Linked DNA regions of Homo sapiens: region 2 is linked to region 1. A link is an interaction called in ENCODE POLR2A ChIA-PET data of the cell type or tissue named here. Cell type or tissue: B cell. All regions are shown on one strand. Each heading gives the region's core, and the rest is flanking DNA. Links, peaks and the distances in the headings are about the cores only.

Region 1 (12,307 bases), core at 3,746-8,745:
AGAAGAGAAGAGAGAAAACAAATAAATGGGAAAAAAGAAAGGTTAGTAATTGTGAGTAATATAAGAATAAGATTTGGCTATTAGAGGATATTGTACGTATTAATTAAGAAACAGAATCTATAAGGAATTTGAAGAGATAAAAGTCAAAGATTGGTTAACATGGTAGTTAACATGGTGCTAAGCTTATAGTGTCCTTTGCTGCTTTTCAAATACTTCTCAGAAAACTATGCAGACGGGTAAAACCTTATAATTACAATTCTTTAGATTCTTTTTAATTTTGGTGTTAACATAGTTATAAAATAGCCTATGTGCTTTGAAATAAATGCAAGTAATAGAGACATAAATTAAATGAAAGGTAAAATAGCTACACTCTTTTCTCTTTATTTAATTTCCCTATGGGTATCACTCAAGTATTTGCTGTACAACCTTAGATTTTTCCTCTGTGCACATGGAAATAAATAAAATAAATATAAATAAATATGTATAGTTTTATGTACTATATAATACACATATAATTTTATGCTAACAAAAATAGTCTATCAATTTGCTTCTCTAAATTTATTTCATATAATAGTTTATGAACTATGTGTAACATATATAAAACAGACAATAGTAAAGCATCATGAACCTATTTAACTAGAACATTACCAATTATGATTATCTTTCAGTATTTTTCTTCCTCCTTCTATTCACTTGCCTTCGCATTAAAAGTAATATCCTAAATTTTGTGTTGCTCCTTCTCATGCCTTTTGAAAATCACTTTATTACAAATGGATGTATGTTGAAATATTATTTTGTTTAGCTTATTTGGTTTGGGGTTTTATAAGAATAATATATTTTCTGCAGTTTTCTCTAGCTACTTTTTCACACAATATTTTGTTTTTATGATGTATTCATATTTTTGTGTAGCTGTAGTTCATTAATTTTCTCTGCCATATAATACTCTATTGTGTGAATAAAGCACAATTTATCCATTGTCCTGTGGATGGACATTTACGATGTTTCTAATTTTTTTCCTTGTATTTAAAAAAAGATTTTGTGAGTACCCAGTAGGTGAGTGTATTTATGGGATATATGAGATATTTTGATACAGGCATGCAATGCATAATAATCCTATCAGGGTAAATGGGGTATCCATCACCTCAAGCTTTTATCCTTTCTTTGTGTTACAAACAATTCACTTACACTCTTTTAGTTATTTTATTTTATTTTTTATTCTTATTTATTTTTATTTGTTTGAGACAGAGTCTTGTCCTGTTGCTCAGGCTGGAGTGCAATGATGCGACCTCGGCTCACTGCAACCTCTGCCTCCCGGATTCAAGCAATTCTCCTGCCACAGCCTCCTAAGTAGCTAGGACTACACGCATGCACCACCACACCTGGCTAATTTTTGTATTTTTAGTAGGGACGGGGTTTCACCTGGTTGGCCAGGCTGGTCTCGAACTCCTGACCTCATGTGATCCGTCCACTTCAGCGTCCCAAAGTGCTGGGATTACAGGCATGAGCCACCGTGCCCTGCCTCTTTTAGTTATTTTTAAATGTACAATAAATTGTTGTTGACTGTAATCACCCTGTTGTGCTATAAAATACGAAATCTTATACATTCTAGCTATATTTTTATACTCATTAATCATCCTCCTTTCCCCACCTTCAACTACCCTTCTAAGCCTCTGGTAACGATCGTTCTGGTATCACCATGAGTTTATTTGTTTTCATTTTTAGCTCCCACAAATAGGTGACAACATGTGAATTTTGTCTTTCTGTGCCTGGCTTTTGTCACTTAACAATGACCTCCATTTCCATCCCTTGTTGCAAGTGACAGCATCTCATTTTTTTTTTTTTTTTGGCTGAATAGTGCTCCGTTGTGTATTTGTACCACATTCATCTGTTGATGGACGTTTAGATTGCTTCCAGATCTTGGCTATTGTTGCTGAATTCTTTTTCTCAGCATGGAACGTCCCTGAGAAAGAGAATGCACGCCTAGGGGTAGGTCTCTGAACTGGCCCCCCCGGGGCGTACCTGTCTCTTATGGTTGAGACTGCAGGGACGAAATAAACTCCAGTCTCCCATAGCGCTCCCAGGCTTATTAGGAAGAGGAAATTCCCACCTAATAAATTTTGGTCACACCGGTTGATCTCAAAACCCTGTCTCCTGATAAGATGTTATCAATGACAGTGGTGCCCAAAACTTCATTAGCAATTTTAATTTCGCCTCGGTCCTGTGGTCCTGTGATCTCGCCCTGCCTCCACTTGCCTTGTGATATTCTATTACCCTGTTAAGTACTTGATGTCTGTCACCCACACCTATTCGTATACTCCCTCCCCTTTTGAAACTCCCTAATAAAAACTTGCTGGTTATTGTGGCTTGTGGGGCATCATGGATCCTAACAACGTGTGATGTCTCCCCCGGACGCCCAGCTTTAAAATTTCTCTTTTGTACTCTGTCCCTTTATTTCTCAAGCCAGCCGACGCTTAGGAAAATAGAAAAGAACCTACATGATTATCGGGGCAGGTCCCCCGATATCTGGCGCCCACGTGGTCTTTCTTTTTTCCTAAGTGCATGAGGGAACCCGATTCCCTTTGGTAGGTGCGGTGAAACATCAATCGGCTTGGTCCACAGATAAGCGTGTTCAACTCCCCGACGAGTGGTGAGTAATCTGTGTAAGGTCTGGGTTAACTATGGGTCATTTGTAATCTAAGAAACTCCTGTTAAAACAGGTAACCATGAAAAATATGATCACTCTATTCAGGACAGTAGAAAAATACTGTTCTTGGTTTCCTGAAAAAGGAACCGTGTATATAAAATTGTGTCATTTTGTTATCACTCTATTCAGGGCAGTACAAAAATACTGTCCTTGGTTTCCTGAAAAAGGAACCGTGTATATAAAATTGTGTGATTGTGTTCGTAAAGCATTCCGAAAACTGGTCTCGGCAGGGTATTATGTTCCCATCACTGTTTGGGGTGCTTGGGCCTTGGTGCATGCCATCTTAGTGGCTTGCCAATCTCGTGACCCCCTGCAGTTGCCGCAGTTTTCTGCCTTTTCCTCAGTTTCTCTGCCTTTTTCTCAACCTTCCTCTACCACATGGCCTTCGTTCAGACTCTCCCTTCAGCTACTCCTCCCCTACCTAATGATTCTGAAAATTCGATGTCTAACTCTGGTAACTTTGGCTTAAAGTTACCCCCTACTTTTCTTACTTCTTCTCACGAAAAGCCAGTACTTCAAACTCCTGCGGCTGCGACTCACACAGCCCGGTGCCATAGATATGCTAATTCTTCTCTCTTCAAACCTCCAGCATCAACTAATGGCTCTGGGACCAAACTACAATTTACCTATCATTCTCCAGGCCCTCCCCCATCCACTACAGCCCCTCACCCTCCTGTCGTTTCAGTTCCTCAACCGGTCTGCATCGATACGCGCCGCTGAATCTTACCTTTTTAAAAACAATTTAAGGATGCTTGTACTCAGTATGGTCCTACTTTTCCTTATGTTCAAATGGTATTGCAAACTTTTTGTACTGAGGTCGCTTTGCTTCCTTTAGACTGTGACCTTTTGGCAAAAAGCTGTTCTAACTCCATCTCAGCCTGGTGGTCAGAGGAGGCCTGTTTTCAGGCTCAGCTAAATCGGAGTAATGACATTCTAGTTACTCAGGCTCAGCTCACAGGCTCCAATAGTTTCTCTGATACTTATGCCCAATTAAACTTTGATACTTTTACCACAAAACAAGTAACAAAGGTGTGTATGAGAGCTTAGGATAGATTACACTCCCCAGGCCAAGCTCCTGTTTCTTTTACTGCTGTTAAACAAGCTCAATTGCTTTCACTACCTAATATCGTTTTAAACGAAGGAGATAAGACATGTGGCCCTGGGATGGGCTCCGGAAGTGAAAAGGCCGCTTATTGGGTTAATGTAATTTCTAAACAACGGCCCACCTACACCATACACATTAAAGGAAAAAAGTTTGAGGGCCTAGTGGATACTGGTGCTGATGTTTCTGTTATTTCCTCTAGTTTATGGCCTTCCTCTTGGCTTAAACATCCCACAACATCACAACATGTGAATTTTGTCTTTCTGTGCCTGGCTTTTGTCACTTAACTATGACCTCCATTTCCATCCCTTGTTGCAAGTGACAGCATCTCATTTTTTTTTTTTTTTGGCTGAATAATGCTCCGTTGTGTATTTGTACCACATTCATCTGTTGATGGACGTTTAGATTGCTTCCAGATCTTGGCTATTGTGAATAATGCTGCAGTAAACACCAGAGTGCAGATATCTCTTTGACATACTGATTTCCTTTCTTTTGGGTCTATACCTAGGAATGAGATTGTTGGATCTTATGGTAGCTCTCTTCTTAGTTTTTTGAGGAACTTCCAAACTGTTCTCCATAGTGGTTATACTAATTTATATTCCTGCCAACAGTGTATGAGGGTTCCCCTTTCTCAGCATCCTTCTCAGCATTTGTTATTGCCTGTCTTTTGGATAAAACCGATTTTACCTAGGGTGAGATGATATCTCATTATAGTTTTGATTTGCATTTCTTTGATAATCAGTGATGTTGAGCACCTTTTCATATGCCTGTTTGCCATTTGTGTGTCTTCTTTTGGGAAATGTCTATTCAGACCTTTTGCCCATTTAAAAATAGGATTATTAGATTTTTTCCTATAGAGTTGTTTGAGCTTGTTTTATATTCAAGGGTTATCAATCCCTTGTCAGAAGGATAGTTTGAAGGAATTTTCTCCCATTCTGTGGGTTGTCTCTTCATTTTGTTAATTGTTTCCTTTGCAGTGCAGAAGCTTTTTAACTTCATATGATCCCATTTGTACATTTGTGTTTCAGTTGCCTGTGCTCGTAGGGTATTACTCAAGAAATCGTTGACCAGTCCAATGTCCTAGAGAGTTTCTCCTAATGTTTTCTTGTAGTAGTTTTATAGTTTTTGGTCATAAATTTAAGTCTTTAATACATTTTGATTTGATTTTTGTATCTGGCAAGAGATGGAGGTCTAGTTTCATTCTTCTACATATGGATATCCAATTTTCCCAGCACCATTTATTGAAGAGAATGTCTTTTCCCCAATATATCCTTTTGGTACCTTTGTCAAAAATGAGTTCACTGTAGATGTACGTGTTTGTTTCTGGGTTCTCTATTCTGTTCCATTGGTCTGTGTGTCTGTTTTTATGCCAGTACCATGCTGTTTGGGTTACTGTAGCTTTGTAGTATAATTTGAAGTCAAGTAATGTGATTCCTCCAGTTTTTTTCTTTTTGCTCAGGATAGCTTTGGCTATTCTGGGTCTTTTCTTGTTCTGTATAAATTTTAGGACTTTTTTTCCAATTTGGTATTTTCATAGGGATTGCATTAAATCTGTAGACTGCTTTAGAGAGTATGGATATTTTAACAATATTGATTCTTCCAATCCATGAACATGGACTATTTTTTCTTTTTTGTGGTCTTTTTAATTTCTTACATCAATGTTTTATTCTTTTCATTGTAAAGATCTTTCACTGTTTTTTTTTTATACTTTAAGTTCTAGGGTACATGTACACAACGTGCAGGTTTGTATACATGTATGTATGTATACATGTGCCATGTTGGTGTGCTGCACCTATTAACTCCTCATTTACATTAGTTATATCTCCTAATGCTATCCCTCCCCCCTCCCCCAACCCCACGACAGGCCCCAGTGTGTGATGTTCCCCACCCTGTGTCCAAGTATTCTTATTGTTCAGTTCCCACCTATGAGTGAGAACATGCGGTGTTTGGTTTTCTGTCTTTGCGATAGTTTGCTCAGAATGATGGTTTCCAGCTTCATCCATGTCCCTGCAAAGGACATGAGCTCATCCTTTTTTGTGGATGCATGGTATTCCATGGTTTATATGTGCCACATTTTCTTAATCCAGTCTATTATTGAAGGACTTTTAGGTTGGTTCCAAGTCTTTGCTATTGTGAATAGTGCTGCAGTAAACATACGTGTGAGTGTGTCTTTATAGCAGCATGATTTATAATCCTTTGGGTGTATACCCAGTAATGGGATCGCTGGGTCAAATGGTATTTCTAGTTCTAGATCCTTGAGGAATGGCCACATTGTCTTCCACAATGGTCGAACTAGTTTACAGTCCCACCAACAGTGTAAAAGTGTTCCTATTTCTCCACATCCTCTCCAGCACCTGTTGTTTCCTGACTTTTTAATGATCGCCATTCTAACTGGTGTGAGATGGTATCTCATTGTGGTTTCGATCTGCATTTCTCTGATGGCCAATGATGGATGAGCATTTTTTCATGTGTCTGTTGGCTCCATAAATGTCTTCTTTTGCAAAGTGTCTGTTCATATCCTTCACTCACTTTTTGATGGGGTTGTTTGATTTTTTTCTTGTAAATTTGGTTAAGTTCTTTGTAGATTCTGGATATTAGCCCTTTGTCAGATGGGTAGATTATAAAAATTTTCTCCCATTCTGTAGGTTGCCTGTTCACTCTGATGGTAGTTTCTTTTGCTGTGCAGAAACTCTTTAGTTTAATTAGATCCCATTTGTCAGTTTTGGCTTTTGTTTCCATTGCTTTTGGTGTTTTAGACATGAAGTCCTTGCCCATGCCTATGTCCTGAATGGTATTGCCTAGGTTTTCTTCTAGGGTTTTTATGGTTTTAGGTCTAACGTTTAAGTCTTTAATCCATCTTGAATTAATTTTTGTATAAGGTGTAAGGAAGGGATCCAGTTTCAGCTTTCTACATATGGCTAACCAGTTTTCCCAGCACCATTTATTAAATAGGGAATCCTTTCCTCATTGCTTGTTTTTGTCAGGTTTGTCAAAGATCAGATGGTTGTAGATGTGTGGTATTATTTCTGAGGGCTCTTTTCTGTTCCATTGGTCTATATCTCTGTTTTGCTACATGTACCATGCTGTTTTGGTTACTGTAAGCCTTGCACTATAGTTTGAAGTCAGGTAGCATGATGCTTCCAGCTTTGTTCTTTTGGCTTAGGATTGTCTTGGCAATGTGGGCTCTTTTTTGGTTCCATATGAACTTTAAAGTAGTTTTTTCCAATTCTGTGAAGAAAGTCATTGGTAGCTTGATAGGGACGGCATTGGATCTATAAATTACCTTGGGCAGTGTGGCCATTTTCATGATATTGATTCTTCCTATCCATGAGCATGGAATGTTCTTCCATTTGTTTGTGTCCTCTTTTATTTCGTTGAGCAGTGGTTTGTAGTTCTCCTTGAAGAGGTCCTTCACATCCCTTGTAAGTTGGATTCCTAGGTATTTTATTCTCTTTGTAGCAATTGTGAATGGGAGTTCACTCATGATTTGGCTCTCTGTCTGTTATTGGTGTATAAGAATGCTTGTGATTTTTGCACATTGATTTTGTATCCTGAGACTTTGCTGAAGTTGCTTATCAGCTTAAGGAGATTTTGGGCTGAGATGATGGGGTTTTCTAAAAATACAATCATGTCATCTGCAAACAGGGACAATTTGACTTCCTCTTTTCCTAATTGAATACCCTTTATTTCCTTCTCCTGCCTGATTGCCCTGGCCAGAACTTCCAACACTATGTTGAATAGGAGTGGTGAGGGAGGGCATCCCTGTCTTGTGCCAGTTTTCAAAGGGAATGCTTCCAGTTTTTGCCCATTCAGTATGATATTGGCTGTGGGTTTGTCATAAATAGCTCTTTTTATTTTGAGATATGTCCCATCAATACCTAATTTATTGAGAGTTTTTAGCATGAAGGGTTGTTGAATTTTGTCAAAGGCCTTTTCTGCATCTATTGAGATAATCATGTGGTTTTTGTCTTTGGTTCTGTTTATATGCAGGATTACGTTTATTGATTTGAGTTTGTTGAACCAGCCTTGCATCCCAGGGATGAAGCCCACTTGATCATGGTGGATAAGCTTTTTGATGTGCTGCTGGATTCGGTTTGCCAGTATTTTATTGAAGATTGTTGCATTGATATTCATCAGGGATATTGGTCTAAAATTCTCTTTTTGTTGTGTCTCTGCCAGGCTTTGGTATCAGGATGATGCTGGCCTCATAAAATGAGTTAGGGAGGATTCCCTCTTTTTCTGTTGATTGGAATAGTTTCAGAAGGAATGGTACCAGCTCCTCCTTGTACCTCTGGTAGGATTTGGCTGTCAATCCATCTGGTCCTGGATTTTTTTTGGTTGGTGGGCTATTAATTATTGCCTCAATTTCAGAGTCTGTTATTGGTCTATTCAGGGATTCAACTTCTTCCTGGTTTAGTCTTGGGAAGGTGTATGTGTCAAGGAATTTATCCATTTCTTCTAGATTTTCTAGTTTATTTGCGTAGAGATGTTTATAGTACTCTCTGATGGTAGTTTGTATTTCTGTGGGATCGGTGGTGATATCCCCTTTGTCATTTTTTATTGCGTCTATTTGATTCTTCTCTCTTTTCTTCTTTATTAGTCTTGCTAGCGGTCTATCAATTTTGTTGATCTTTTCAAAAAACCAGCTCCTGGATTCATTGATTTTTTGAAGGGTTTTTTGTGTCTCTATCTCCTTCTGTTACACTCTGATGTTAGTTATTTCTTGCCTTCTGCTAGCTTTTGAACGTGTTTGCTTTTGCTTCTCTAGTTCTTTCAATTGTGATGTTAGGGTGTCAATTTTAGATCTTTTCTGCTTTCTCTTGTGGGCATTTAGTGCTATAAATTTCCCTCTACACACTGCTTTGAATGTGTCCCAGAGATTCTGGTACGTTGTGTCTTTGTTCTCATTGGTTTCAAAGAACATCTTTATTTCTGCCTTCATTTCGTTATGTACCCAGTAGTCATTCAGGAGCAGGTTGTTCAGTTTCCATGTTGTTGAGCAGTTTTGAGTGAGTTTCTTAATCCTGAGTTCTAGTTTGATTGCACTGTGGTCTGAGAGACAGTTTGTTATAATTTCTGTTCTTTTACATTTGCTGAGGAGTGCTTTACTTCCAACTGTGTGGTCAATTTTGGAATAAGTGTGATGTGGTGCTGAGAAGAATGTATATTCTGTTAATTTGGGGTGGTGAGTTCTGTAGATGTCTATTACGTCCGCTTGGTGCAGAGCTGAGTTCAATTCCTGGATATCCTTGTTAACTTTCTGTCTCGTTGATCTGTCTAATGTTGACAGTGGGGTGTTAAAGCCTCCCATTATTATTATGTGGGAGTCTAACTCTCTTTGAAGGTCTCTAAGGACTTGCTTTGTGAATCTGGGTGCTCCTGTATTGGGTGCGTATGTATTTAGGATAGTTAGCTCTTCTTGTTGAATTGATCCCTTTACCATTATGTAATGGCCTTCTTTGTCTCTTTTGATCTTTGTTGGTTTAAAGTCTGTTTTATCAGAGACTAGGATTGCAATCCCTGCCTTTTTTTGTTTTCCATTTGCTTAGTAGATCTTCCTCCATCCCTTTATTTTGAGCCTGTGTGTGTCTCTGCACGTGAGATGGGTTTCCTGAATACAGCACACTGATGGGTCTTGACTCTTTATCCAATTTGCCAGTCTGTGCCTTTTAATTGGAGCATTTAGCCCATTTACATTTAAAGTTAGTATTGTTATGTGTGAATTTGATCCTGTCATTATGATGTTAGCTGGTTATTTTGCTCGTTAGTTGATGCAGTTCCTTCCTAGCATCGATGGTCTTTAAAACATGGCATGTTTTTGCAGTGGCTGGTATTGGTCATTCCTTTCCATGTTTAGTGCCTCCTTCAGGAGCTCTTTTAGGGCAGGCCTGGTGGTGACAAAATCTCTCAGCATTTGCTTGTCTGTAAAGTATTTTATTTCTCCTTCACTTATGAAGCTTAGTTTGGCTGGATATGAAATTCTGGGTTAAAAATTCTTTTCTTTAAGAATGTTGAATATTTGCTCCCACTCTCTTCTGGCTTGTCGAGTTTCTGCTGAGAGATGAGCTGTTAGTCTGATGGGCTTCCCTTTGTGGGTAACCGGACCTTTCTCTCTGGCTGCCCTTAACATTTTTTCCTTCATTTCAACTTTGGTGAATCTGACAATTATGTGTCTTGGAGTTGCTTTTCTCGAGGAGTATCTTTGTGGCGTTCTCTGTATTTCCTGAATTTGAATGTTGGCCTGCCTTGCTAGATTGGGGAAGTTCTCCTGGATAATATCCTGAAGAGTGCTTTCCAACTTGGTTCCATTCTCCCCGTCACTTTCAGGTACACCAATTAGACGTAGATTTGGTCTTTTCACATAGTCCCATATTTCTTGGAGGCTTTGTTCGTTTCTTTTTATTCTTTTTTCTCTAAACTTCTCTTCATGCTTCATTTCATTCATTTCACGCTGATACCCTTTCTTCCAGTTGATTGCATCAGTTACTGAGGCTTGTGCATTTGTCACGTAGTTCTCGTGCCGTGGTTTTCAGCTCCATCAGGTACTTTAAGGACTTCTCTCCATTGATTATTCTAGTTATCCATTTGTCTAAGTTTTTTTCAAAGTTTTTAACTTCTTTGCCATTGGTTTGAACTTCCTCCTTTAGCTCGGAGTAGTTTGATCTTCTGAAAACTTCTTCTCTCAACTTGTCAAAGTCATTCTCCATCCAGCTTTGTTCCGTTGCTGGTGAGGAGCTGCGTTCCATTGGAGAAGGAGAGAGGCTCTGATTTTTAGAGTTTCCGGTTTTTCTGCTCTGTTTTATCCCCATCTTTGTGGTTTTATCTAGCTTTGGTCTTTGATGATGGTGACGTACAGATGGGGTTTTGGTGTGGATGTCCTTTCTGTTTGTTAGTTTTCCTTCTAACAGTCAGGACCCTCAGCTGCAGATCTGTTGGAGTTTACTGGAGGTCCACTCCAGACCCTGTTTGCCTGGGTGTCAGCAGCGGTGGCTGCAGAACAGCGGATATTAGTGAACCGCAAATGCTGCTGCCTGATTGTTCCTCTGGAAGTTTTGTCTCAGAGGAGTACCCAGCCGTGCGAGGTGTCAGTCCGCCCCTACTGGGGGGTGCCTCCCAGTTAGGCTACTCAGGGGTCAGGGACCCTCTTGAGGAGGCAGTCTGCCCGTTCTCAGATCTCAAACTATGTGCTGGGAGAGCCACTACTCTCTTCAAAGCTGTCAGACAGGGACATTCAAGTCTGCAGAGGTTATTTCGTCTTTTGTTTGTCTGTGCCCTGCCCCCAGAGGTGGAGCCTTCAGAGGCAGGCAGGCTTCCTTGAGCTGTGGTGGGCTCCACCCAGTTTGAGCTTCCTGGAGGCTTTGTTTACCTACTCAAGCTTGAGCAATGGCGGGCGCCCCTCCCCCAGCCTCGCTGCCTCCTTGCAGTTTGATCTCAGACTGCTGTGCTAGCAATGAGTGAGGCTCCGTGGGCATAGGACCCTCCAAGCCAGGTGTGGGATATAATCTCCTGGTGTGCCGTTTGTGAAGCCCATTGGAAAAGCACAGTATTAGGGTGGGAGTGACCCGATATTCCAGGTGCCATTTGTCCCCCCTTTCTTTGACTAGGAAAGGGAATTCCCTGACCCCTTGAACTTCCCGGGTTAGGTGATGCCTCGCCCTGCTTCGGCTCAAGCTCAGTGCACTGAACCCACTGTCCTGCACCAACTGTCCAGCACTCCCCTGTGAGATGAACCTCGTACCTCAGTTGGAAATGCAGAAATCACCTGTCTTCTGTGTCGCTCACGCTGGGAGCTGTAGACTGGAGCTGTTCCTATTCCAATAAAATTGTTCTTTAATCAACACAATTGATAAACCTTTAGCTATTCTGAGCAAGGGAAAAATATAGAGAAAAGACACAAATACCAAAGTTAAGAGTAAAAGATAGGACATCACTACCGACTCTATGGAAGTTAAAAGTATTATAAGGGAATATTATGAATGACTTTATGTCAACAAATTAGACAACTTAAATGGCCAAATTACTAGAAAGATGCAAATTAACGAAACTGATTCAAGAAGAAGGGGAAAATATCAATAGGACAATAATAAATGAAGAAAAGTAATGTGACTAAAATGAATTGGTAATTAGAAATCTTTTCAAAAGGGAAAACCCAGGCCTGGATGGCTTCTTTTAAGGAAGAAAGATTACCAATCCTACAGTATTTTTGGGCGGAAATAAAAAGGAAACAATTTGTAACACATTTTATGAGACCAATATTACTCAGATATCAAAACCAGGCGAACACATCACAAGGAAGGAAAATTGCAGACAAGTATTCTTCATGAACATGTATACAGAATTCCTTAATGAAATATTAGGTAACAGAATCCAGCAACATTTGAGAAGGATTAGGCAACAGAATGAGACCATGCCAATAAAAAAATAAAGAGAAGAAGTCTGGGCATGGTAGCTCACTCCTGTAATCCTAGCACTTTGGGAGGCCGAGGCAGGCAGATTGCTTG
Region 2 (11,515 bases), core at 6,516-11,515, 50 kb before region 1:
AGTAATTAAAATTATACTCACATCATTGTTTGTCCTGTTCCCAAGACAACTTCCTTCTGTGAAGACATAAGGAAAAGCAAAGAAAACATACCCTTATCTCTGCCTCTAAGACATCAAAGCCAGTCATCCTGGGGCAAGAACAGTGCGTCGGTGGACTGTGGTCACATGTTGTCTGGTTGTCGTGGTGTCACCTGGTCTCTGCATGAGCTCCCAGCCACATTAGGTGTAATGGAAAATGGCCTTATTGGTTCTCCCTTTCTCCAAGGCCTTCGTCTTTGACCTGCCTGGTTAAAGGGGTTTCTTCTTCAGTTTTTGAGGGAAGGCCTCTTTAGGCCATCACAGACAGAAGCTTTGGAAAAACTGTGAGACCATTTCAGTTCTCCTTTGTGCCAGGAGGATAGCCTAACAGATAAAGTGCTTTCTCCTCCTTCGTTTTCCTTTCCTTTTTTAAGTTAAGGTCTTTCTCTGTCGCCCAGGGTGGAGTGCAGTGGCGTGAACAATGAACACGGCTCACTGCAGCCTCGACCTCCCAGGCCCAAGCGATCCTCCTGCCACAGCCCCCCAAGTCGCTGGGACTACAGGCGTGCACCACCACACCCTGCTAATTTTATTTATTTATTTATTTAGAGACATAATTTTGCTCTTGTTGCCCAGTCTGGAGTGCAATGGTACAATCTCGGCTCACCGCAGCCTCCTGGGTTCAAACGATTCTCCTGCCTTAGCCTCCCAAGTAGCTGGGATTACAGGCATGCGCCACCATGCCCAGCTAATTTGTATTCTTAGTAGAGACAGGATTTCTCCATGTTGGTCAGGCTGGTCTTGAACTCCCGACCTCAGGTGATCTACCCACCTCGGCCTCCCAGAGTGCTGGGATTACAAGCATGAGCCACTGCACCTGGCCAACTAATTTTTGTATTTTTTGTAGAGATGGGGTTTTGCCATGTTGCCCAGGCTGGTCTCATACTCCTGAGCTCAAGCAATCTTCCTGCCTCGGCCTCTCAAAGTGTTGGGATTACAGGCTTGAGCCACTGTGCCAGCCCTGCGCTCCCCCCCCCTCCTTTTTTTTTGCTTCCTGGTAGTAACTGTTCTTCCTGGAAGAGCAGAATCACAGGATTCAACGCCAGCCATGACCTTGAGAGAGAACTGCCGATCCTAGCAGGAGAGCATCTGGAACCCACCGAGGGCATGGATTCCAGAGACCCGTTGGGTCACTGCATCTTGGGATTGAACATTTTAACTTTTCTTTATCACCAGCCACAGTCTCTCCTCTTTAAGCCCAGGACCCATTGGTGGGCCTTGGGTGGGTTTGGGGAATAACATATTTGTATCCTTCCCATGCTGCTCAAGTGGGTATTAGGCAGTTGACCAACACTGCCAGCAAGACCTGAGCAGAGCTGAGAAATGGACAGTTTGCCTTCTGGCAGCCTGTCCACAGAGAGAGGGGCCATCTGGTGTCATTAGAGCCATGGAGGAGCACCAGTCACTGTTGAGATGCTGCCCAGCACCCAGGGATCGGGGAGAGATCCCCTGGCTTGCCCCTCTTCCCACTCTTCCCATCCCAGTGCCTCTCATTGGCTGAACCTAACCAGAAGCCAGGGAGCCTGGAAAACAGTTTGCGGCATCAAATTTCACCCTACCTCATGCTGCAGAGCTAAGCAGAGCAAGAGTAGGGGGTGGATCTGGGCAAACAGGCAAATGACTGGCATGTTCCCTTAATTCCACTTCAGCTACAGTTAATTGCTAACCATTCTAGAACTTTTGTGATAGCAGGAAATTCTTTAACCTCCTTCATCTAGAAAATGCCTCCTCTTTCTTCAAGACCAGCTGAGATGATTTCTTCTCTGTGAAATCAGCACAGACACCTCAGAAATTGTTAGCTACCCCTCACCTAGGCTGTACCAGTTCTTTGTCGAAATCTCTGTTTGTGGTACTTGCCAGTGGGATATTGTAATTGATCATTTTTGTGCCTTATTTCTTCTGTCCTTGGAGGGACTCAAGGGCAGATGCAACGTCACAGCCTCTGCATTCTCAGGACCTAACCCAGGATCAGTGCAGGGATGTGCAGATGAGTGGGCTGTGGGGTGTCCTGCTCACGGTTTCATGGATGGTGAGTGGCAGAGCAGAGACAGAGGTCTCTGGTCCTGTGCCCTTTTCACTCTGGGATTTTATCTGTAGTAATCAGTAATTCCCCAAGAATCAGAACTTGAAAACCCTGAAGACAAATTTTGTGGACTTATGTCTTATGCACTATAACATAATATATTTAAAAATTCCCCAGTTTTTCAAATCTTCATTAATCCAAACTGGATGTTGGCAGGGGTATGGAGGTGGTATGGATAGACAGAGCAGGATCTACCTTTCTTTGTTAAACCTTAAACTCTGCAAAATACATATCTTTTTTGTTATAACTGAAGGCTAAGCTCACGTTGCTTCAGAATGTGAGAATATTTGTCATATGTTCTCCAGAAATGAATCCGTAGAGATACGTAAGTAAAGAATGTAAATGGTGGCATCCACAGCTTTCCTTTGGAATTCCTAAAAAATTCTCATGGAAAAGATGCATCAATTTATGAAACAAGAAGATGGCATTTCAAAGAAACTCAACAAGAGTTCTTAGGGAATAGATGGGATGTGACTTTCTTTTGTCTCTTTTGGCTTGAGTTAACAACTCTTCAGTAGGAGTACCACACTGTACATCCCATTGATGGCAAGAATACGAATGCCATTGACTGCAGAAAGGTGATATATAAGCTCTATTTTTAGCAGTTTTGATATGTTTTTTTTTTCCTGACTTGCAAGAACTGAGCTGCTTTGTTGTTCCTGTTACGTAAGCTGTTATACACAGAGGGGAAAGATTTTAATAAAATGGAGTGCTTACTCATTTCCACTAAATAGCTGCCTGGGAATGACAGAATACCAGCTGAAAGTATCTAATTAATTAGATAAATATATTTGTTAGGTAAAGAAGCATAGCCTTTCTAGTTCTGCTGTTGGGCTCTCTCATGTCAGTGAACAAAGTGGGTCCAGGCTTGAGGAAGCTTCAGAAGGAGACGGATCCTGCCCTGGGAGGCATCACAGCTCTGTTTATATACTAGAACCTCACCCAGAAAGACACCTCAAGTCCACATCTCATGGCCGAACATAAATGCTTATTTTTCTACAATGTGTTATGAGATTAAAAACCCAATTTCATAAAAACAAATAGTGGACAAGACAATAACCGATTAGAGAGTGAACAAGGTCAGTGAATGACTTAGGCCTGTTGAATAGGTCTGGGAAATACACACATGGATGGGGAGAGGAAGGATGGGGCATTCAGTCCTCTGCTGGCTGTTCAGCAGGAGCAAGGAGACTGTGAGAGTCACATGTGCTGTGTCTGCCAGGACAAAGCTGACAAGACATGGGCCCACACAGCCATCTAATAGAGCAGTGGTTTCCAAAGTGTGCTTCAAGGGCCCCTGGGGTGCTGGAGCAGCTCTTACTAGGAAGTCACTTAATGGACTCTTACTTCAGGTGAGTTCAGGTAAGAGCCAATTGTGTGCATCTCTTTCCCAGTTCCAGTTCAGTGACCTTTTTCATTGTTACCTTGAAATTAGCCATAGTGGAAGTGTTTAACCACAGAAATCGGCAAATGCTACAAGCTGGAGCTTTCCCCCAGTTGAGCAGATTATTAAATGTTTACTAGCACAGCACTGCTTGGGGCTCCCTGACACACTTTCAGGGGATCTGCATGGTCAAAACTATTTTCATAATAGTACTGACATCGTTTGCCATTTGTACTCTCCTTTTACAAATGCACAGAGATGTTTCCCTGAAGCTAAATGATATATGATATGCAACAGACTGAATGTAGGAGCAGACATGAGAATCCAGCTATCTTCTATTAAGCAACACATTAAAGAGATGTGCAAACATGTAAAATGGTGGCACTCTTCTCACTAATTCTTTTGTTTTGGAAAATGGTTATTTTTCATAAAAATATTTGTATTAACATATAATTGGCTTATTATCTTGAAGTAAATACTTTTAAAATTCCTCAATTTGACTCTCAAGTATGGTAAATATGAATAGATATAATTTGCGTAAACAAAAACTCTTAGGGGTCCTCCATTAAAAAAAGACAAGATTTTCTTTTAGAGCAGTTTTAGGTTCACAGCAAAATTGAATGGAAGTCTGTTTATCCATTCTTTCTTTCACGGATTGTGCCCTTGGTGTTGTACCTAAAAAGTCATTGTCAAACTCAAGATCCTCTAGATTTTATCCTGTGTTATCTAGTAGGAGTTTTATAGTTTTGCATTTTACATTCATGTCTGTGATCCATTCTGAGTTAATTTTTGTGAAGGGTGTCAGGTCTGTGTCTAGCTTCATTTTCTGTTGTAGATGTCCAGTTGTCCCAGCACCATTTGTTGAAAAGATTATCTTTGCATCATTGTTTTGCCTTTGGCCTTTTGCCAAGGGTCAGTTGACTATATTTATGTGGATCTATTTCTGGGCTCTTTATTCTCTATATTCTTTATAATCAAGTATAATAAGTTTTGAAGTTGGGTAGTGTCCATCCTATGGATCTTTGGCTCCTCAAGTTTTAAGAGTGTTATCTTAGACCAGGTGCTGTGGCTCATACCTATAGTAATCCCATTGCTTTGGGAGGCTGAGCTGAAAGGATTGCTTGTGGCCAGGAGTTCAAGACCAGGCTGGGCAACATAGTGAGACTCTGTCTCTAAAAAAAAAAAAAAAAAAAAAAAATTAGCCAGGCGTGGTGGCACGCACCTGTAGTCCTAACTACTGGGGAGGTTTAGGTGGAAGGATCACTTGAGCCCAGGAGTTGGAGGTTACAGTGAGCCATGGTTACACCACTGCACTCCAGCCTGGGCTACAGAGTGAGACCCTGTCTCTGAAAAGAAAGAAAAAACAAGAGTGTTATCTTAGTCTGTTTGTGTTGCCATCACAAAATACCTCAGACTGGGTAATTTATAAAGAACAAAAATGTATTTCTCACAGTTCTGAAGGCTGAGAAGTCCACAATCAAGACACCAGCAGATTCCGTGTCTGGTGAGGGCTCACTTTCTGCTCCCAAGATGGCAGCTTATTGCTGCATCCTCCAGAGATGAACACTGTCCTTACATGGGGAAAGTTGGAAGGGCAAAATAACCTAGCTAGTTCCTTTGAGCCCATTTTAAGGTCACTGGTCCCATCCGTGGATACAAAGCCCTCATGACTTAATCACCTCCTAAAGGTCCCACCTCTTAATACTATCACACTGGACCTTAGGTTTCAATATACGAATTTTGGGGGGGACACATACATTCAAATCATAGGGGGTCCAGAGACCGAAAAGTTGGAGAACTACTGTTGTAGCAAAAGATGGACATACACACAGATGAGTGCCATAGATTCTTGTGTTAGGGAGAGTGCAGAGTGTAGTGGAGGGAACCTGAACTGAGTTTTGTACATCCTACTGCCTTATTCTGGGGACTGAATGAGCCTGTTGCTTTAGGATACATCTCTGAGAGTCCAAATTTAGATACTGTGTGACAGACTTGGGCCTGGCCTCAGAAGAGAATCTCAGAAGGACATAGAATATGACATCAGGGCACAGGATGCGAAGTGCCAACCTCCGCAGGAATGAGGGAACACAAGGCAGAGCAGGGCAGTTTGAAAGTGGTTCTTCCAGTTCTCTGAGAGAAAGGTGGGGCTTGGTTATTAGGGCTGTGCATGTAAATAAAATGTTTTGCCTCTTCATCTTCAGAATTAAAACTTTTGTTAAATCCCAAGAGTCAACCATGTTACAGGAGGGAACATTTGTATCTTATACTGCTTACCTACCACCCTTGAAGTTTTGCAGGAAACACTAGGGAAAAGGTGGAGCTTTGGTCTCAAACCCCAGGCTTTTTTTTTTTTCTTTCTTTTTTTTTTTTGAGACAGGGTCTCTCGCCCTGTCACCCGGGCTGGAGTGCAGTGGCATAATCATGACTCGCTGTGGCCTCCACCTCCCAGGCTCAAGTGATCCCCCCCTGCCTCAGCCTCCCAGGTAGCTTGTGCGAAGGCCCTGTGGCATAGAGTGTGGTGTATTAGAAGAACAAAAACAAAAACAAAAACAAAAACAAAAACCCTGTGTGGCTGGAGTACGGAAAGCCAGGAAAGAGAGGTCCAGGATGGTGCTGTACTGGGGAGGATACAGTCTTGAGCCTGCTTAGCATTGTGGACTTTCTCTCAGAACCTGGGAAGCCACTAAAAGATGAAGGGAGATAACCTAACATTGTACTTGACATTTTGAAAGTCTCATCCTGGCTATAGTATGGAGAGTAGATTGGAGAAGAAAGCAATTAATGAACTCATATTTAGTTCAGGTGAGAAATGATGTGGCTTGGTACTTGTCTTAGCTTGGGCTGCTATAAGAAAGCACCATAGACTAGGTAGCTTATAAACAACAGAGGTTTCTGACAGTTCTGGAAGCTGAAAGCCCAATATCAGCGTGCCAGTGTGGTTGGGTTCTGATGAGGTCCCTCTTCCGGGCTGCAGACTTAACTGCTGTATCATCACATGGCAGCAAGAGGGCCAGGGACCTCTCTGGCCTCTTTAGAGAGGAGGTCTCGCCATGTTGCCTGGGCTAGACTCGAACTCCTAGGTTCAAGCCATCTTCCCACCTCAGCCTCCTGAGTAGCTGGGACTACAGGTGTGCACCACCATTCCCTGCTCTCTCTGTCTCTGGCCTCTTCTTTTTTTTTTTTTTTTTTTGAGACGGAGTCTTGCTCTGACACTGGAGTGCAGTGGCGCCATCTCAGCTCACTGCAATCTCTGCCTCCTGGGTTCACGCCATTCTCCTGCCTCAGCCTCCCAAGTAGCTGGGACTACAGGCACCTGCCACCACGCCTGGCTAATTTTTTGTATTTTTAGTAGAGACGGGGTTTCACCGCGTTAGCCAGGATGGTCTCTATCTCCTGACCTCATGATCCGCCTGCCTCAGCCTCCTAAAGTGCTGGGATTATAGGCATGAGCCACTGCGTCCAGCCTTCTCTGGCCTCTTCTTATAAGGGCACTAATCCCATTCATGAGGGCTCCACTCTCATGACTTCATTACCTGCCAAATGCCCACCTCCTAATACTGTCACATGGGGGGTTAGAATTTCCACATATAAATTTTGGGAGGAATACAAACATTCGATCTACCGCAATGGCAGTGATAGATACTGTGAGTAATATATTTGTGTGCAAGGAGTCATTGCCAAACTCAAGATCATCTAGATTTTATCCTATGTTATCTAGTAGGAGTTTTATAGCTTTGCATTTTATGTTTATGTCTGTGATCCATTCTGAGTTCATTTTTGTGAAGGGTGTCAGGTCTGTGTCTAGCTTCGTTTTCTGATGTGATGTCCAGTTGTCCCAGCACCATTTGTTGAAAAGACTTATCTTTGCATAATTGTTTTGCCCTTTCTCCTTTGTCAAAGGTCAGTTGACTGTATTTATGTGGGTCTATTTCTGGGTTGTCTATTCTGTTCCCTGGATCTATTTGTCTGTTCTTTTGATAGTACTACACTGTCTTGATTACTGTAGCTTTATAATAAGTTTTGAAGTTGAGTAGTGTTAGTCCTCCAGCTTTGTTCTTCTCCTTCAATATTGTGTTGCTGTGTTGGGTCCTTGGCTCCACAGGTTTTAACAGTGTTATCTTAGGCCAGGTGTGGTGGCTTACCCAGTACTTTGGGAGGCTGAGCCACAAAGATCACTTGTGTCCAGGAGTTCAAGACCAGGCTGGGCAGCATAGTGAGACCCTGTCTGTGGTAGTCCGTTTTCATGCTGCTGATAAAGACATACCCAAGACTGGGCAATTTATAAAAAAGAGAGGTTTAATGGACTTACAGTTCCATGTGGCTGCAGACGCCTCACAATCATGGCAGAAGGCAAGGAGGAGCAAGTCACGTCTTACATGGATGGCAGTAGGCAAAATGAGAGAGAGCTTGTGCAGGGAAACTCCACCTTATAAAGCCATCAGATCTCATGAGACTTATTCACATGAGAACAGCACAGGAAAGACCATGATTATATTACCTCCCACTGGGTCCCTCCCACAATATGTGGGAATTCAAGAGGAGACTTGGGTGGGGACACAGCCAAACCATGTCACTGTCTCTAAAAAAAAAAAAAAAAAAAAGTTTTTTTTTTTTTTTAATTGGCCTGGTGTGGTGGTGTGTGCCTGTAGTGCCTGTAGTCCCAGCTACTGGGGAGGGATCAGTTGAGCCCAGGAATTGGAGATTACAGTGAGCCATGATCACACCACTGGCCTCCAGCCTGGGCTACAGAGTGAGACCTTGTCTCTGAAAAAAAGAAAAAAAGTATTAGTCTGTTTGTGCTGACGTAACAAAATACCTCAGACTGGGTAGTTTATAAAGAACAGAAATTTATTTCTCATAGTTCTGGAGGCTGGGAAGTCCAAGTTCAAGACACCAGCATGTTCAATGTCTGGTAAACGCTTGCTCTGTGCTTCCAAGATGGTGAGAAATATATTTGTCTGCTTCTAAAAATTTTAACAAAACCTGTGTTTCCATTCTCTCATTGAGTGGAAGAAAAATTCCTAACAGTTTACTTATAATGTAATTAACACACCTGGCTATATTTTGTCCAAGCATATGGCCAAACTGACAGGGTAATTTAGCACCCTGTAAAAGACTGATGGACAAAGAACTGAATCTCGTAGAATCTTGCTAGAAGTCATCTGGTCCAGCCTCTAACCTGAGCACCCCAAAGACATTGCACCTTTGCCGGAGCCCCCTAGTGGCAGGAGGTTGTCACTGTTGTTTCAGAGTCACAACAGAATGACCATGTGAATGATGTACACTAATTATGAGACAAATAACCAAAGCATCTGATGGCTGTGGTTGTTTCAGTGTTTGCACACTTAATTTTCCCTCTCCTCCCCTGACCTCTGCAGAATGGCTTATTCAGAAGAGCATAAAGGTATGCCCTGTGGTTTCATCCGCCAGAATTCCGGCAACTCCATTTCCTTGGACTTTGAGCCCAGTATAGAGTACCAGTTTGTGGAGCGGTTGGAAGAGCGCTACAAATGTGCCTTCTGCCACTCGGTGCTTCACAACCCCCACCAGACAGGATGTGGGCACCGCTTCTGCCAGCACTGCATCCTGTCCCTGAGGTGAGTGGGCAGGGCCTGCAACTCTGGCCATGGCAGTCCTAGCATCCAGGTGGCAACTGTGGCCACTCAACTGTTTTCATGGGTTTTGGAGTTGTTTTACTTGGCCACAGAACCATGACTGTAAGGAAGGACTCTCCCAGATCCCCTCTGTGAGGGCCTGAAGAATAATCATTTTTTGGTCACTAATTTACAGATATTTACCTTTTCTTAAAATTCAGACTGTACCTGCTTTGCATGGGACAGCAGACCTAGACACACACTCCATCATGGGAGCTGGCTGTGGAGAAGGGCTTGAATCTCACAATGTCTGTGTTGTAGTCACCCCAATCTTCCCTTGCCTTGAGGCAGAGGTGCTGTGGCACCTAGAAGGGACCTTGCTGCCATGGATGCTGTCCACTCCTGGGCAGCTGTAAGACCTGGGTCATACTGTGTTGAGGGAGGATACCAGGAGAGATGTGGAAGCAGGTACACTTTGGGGGGTTATATAGGAAGCAAGGCAGTCATTTTACCCTGCCAAGCTTTGAAAGGGGGTTATTACAGCACATCCTCATTCCCTCATGTGTTTGTGCCTTCAGCACCTGTGTGTTCTGTGCTGTCATGCTGAAGAGCTACAATGTGGAACAGGACCCCATGTCTGCCCTCTAGAATGTCCCAGTCTAGAGGAGACAAATGTGGCACAGCGTGATAAACAAAGGACAGGGGGCATTCAGCTCTGTCCAGGGACTCACTGACTGCATCCCAGAGGTTGCATGAAGTTTTTCAGGCAAACTGAAAGAACAGGAAGGTGCTGAAGGAGGGGTACAGGAGGCCCCTTCTGGGTAGAGGGAACAGCATGTGCAGACAGGGACCAGCCTGCCCAGGGCTAGAGCATGGCTGGAGCCCTGGGGCTGGTCTTGGAAATGCTGTTGAGGTAAACAACTAACTCTGGCTCCATTTTAATTTTTTTCTCCAGAGAATTAAACACAGTGCCAATCTGCCCTGTAGATAAAGAGGTCATCAAATCTCAGGAGGTAAGAAAGTCACTGCTTTTGTCTAGCAGCTCTCAGGGTGATGGAGAAGAAGTCAGTGAATTGGACATTGAGATAGGAGCAGGAGAGTGGTCGAGGGAGACCTTCCTTGGAGTCCATATTCTTCTGCTGTGGGGTCACATCAGACCCTACTCGTAGCCCTGTTTGAGAGGCTTGTTTGGGTCTTTATTGACCACACCCCTCCTCCACCCCAAGTCTCCTCTCCTGCTTCTTCCTCATCCCCTTCCTACACTGGCTCCAGCTAATATATTTCATTATGGTTTTGATTTGCATTTTCCTGTTGGCTAATGAAGTTGAGCATTTTTTCATGTGCTTATTGGCTATTTGTACATCTTCTTTGTTAAAAATGCCTATTTAGTTCCTTTGCTCATTTTAAAAAATTGAGTTATTTACCTTTTATTGTTGAATTATAAGAGTTATTTATAGCCTGTAATCCTAGCACTTTGGGAGGCTGAGGCAGGCAGATCACATGAGGCCAGGAGTTTGAGACCAGCTTGACCAACATGGCGAAACCCTGTCTCTACTAAAAATACAGAAATTAGCTAGGTGTGGTGGTGCATGTCTGTAATCCCAGCTACTTGGGAGGCCGAGGCACAAGAATCGCTTGAACCTGGGAGGTGGGGGTTGCAGTGAGCTGAGATCATGCCACTGCACTCCAGCCTGGGTGACAGAGCAAGACTCTGTCTCAAAAAAAAAAAAAGTTCTTTATATATTCTGGATATAAATCTCTTAGCAGACATTTGGCTGCTAAGATTTGCAAATATTTTTCTTCCATTCTGTGGGTTGTCTTTTCCCTTTCTTGATCGTGTGTTTGAAGCACAAAAAATTTTCATTTTGATGAACTCTAATTCATCTATTTCTTTTTTCTTTTTTTGGTTGCTTGTTCTTTTTTGGTGTTGTATCTAAGAAACGATTGTCTGTTCCATTGTCATGAAGACTTTCTCCCTTAAAACTCCTCTTTAAGTTCAGTTTTCTTCCTTTAAGATTCTGTTGCAGGATGTTCAAGCAGAAGCTTTCCTTGAGCCTCTAGTCTGCTGTACACGCATCTTCTCTATACTCCTTATGAGGTGTTTTGCAAATACCTACAACACGGCTGTGCTGCATTTAGTGTCTGTCTGACCTACTATCCAGGGGTTGGCATACTACAGTCTTGGGACAAATCCAGCCTGCTACCTGTTTTTGTATGGCCTGTAAGCTAAGAAATTCTTTTTATGTAATGGTGGGTGCATAGAAACCCTCATATTTTTGCAACTTCTTGTGAGTCTTAAACTACTTCAAAATAAAAATTCATTTTAAATAATCCAAAGAAGAAAGTTTGGTGACATGTGAAATTCAAATTTCAGTG

Evidence for each region. Peaks named below come from ENCODE experiments on the same cell type or tissue, not always from the same donor. Only the 100,000 strongest peaks of a DNase experiment are listed, where the experiment ranks them.
Region 2: POLR2A ChIA-PET joins it to region 1 with 11 read pairs; 2 of 35 experiments call an interaction of 5 or more read pairs at or near these places.

The regions. Positions count from the first base shown.
Region 1 is chr1:211,396,791-211,409,097 of GRCh38, forward strand. It overlaps LINC00467 (long intergenic non-protein coding RNA 467), which reads left to right. Exons shown (of 6, transcript NR_026761.2): 4 at 1-41. Among named protein-coding and RNA genes, the nearest start is that of LINC00467, 20 kb to the left of the region's middle. RefSeq lists enhancers at 1,475-2,218, 3,704-4,445. In B cell, for the core only: no CTCF peak of the experiment used is centred there; no DNase peak of the experiment used is centred there; H3K27ac peaks cover 722 bases.
Region 2 is chr1:211,344,316-211,355,830 of GRCh38, forward strand. It overlaps TRAF5 (TNF receptor associated factor 5), which reads left to right. Exons shown (of 11, transcript NM_001033910.3): 2 at 8,924-9,142; 3 at 10,095-10,152. The coding sequence starts at 8,925. Among named protein-coding and RNA genes, the nearest start is that of TRAF5, 23 kb to the left of the region's middle. RefSeq lists a silencer at 9,065-9,194. In B cell, for the core only: a CTCF peak has its summit at 8,763 (motif pointing left); DNase peaks (open chromatin) are centred at 8,756, 9,086 and 9,476; H3K4me3 peaks cover 978 bases; H3K27ac peaks cover 4,195 bases.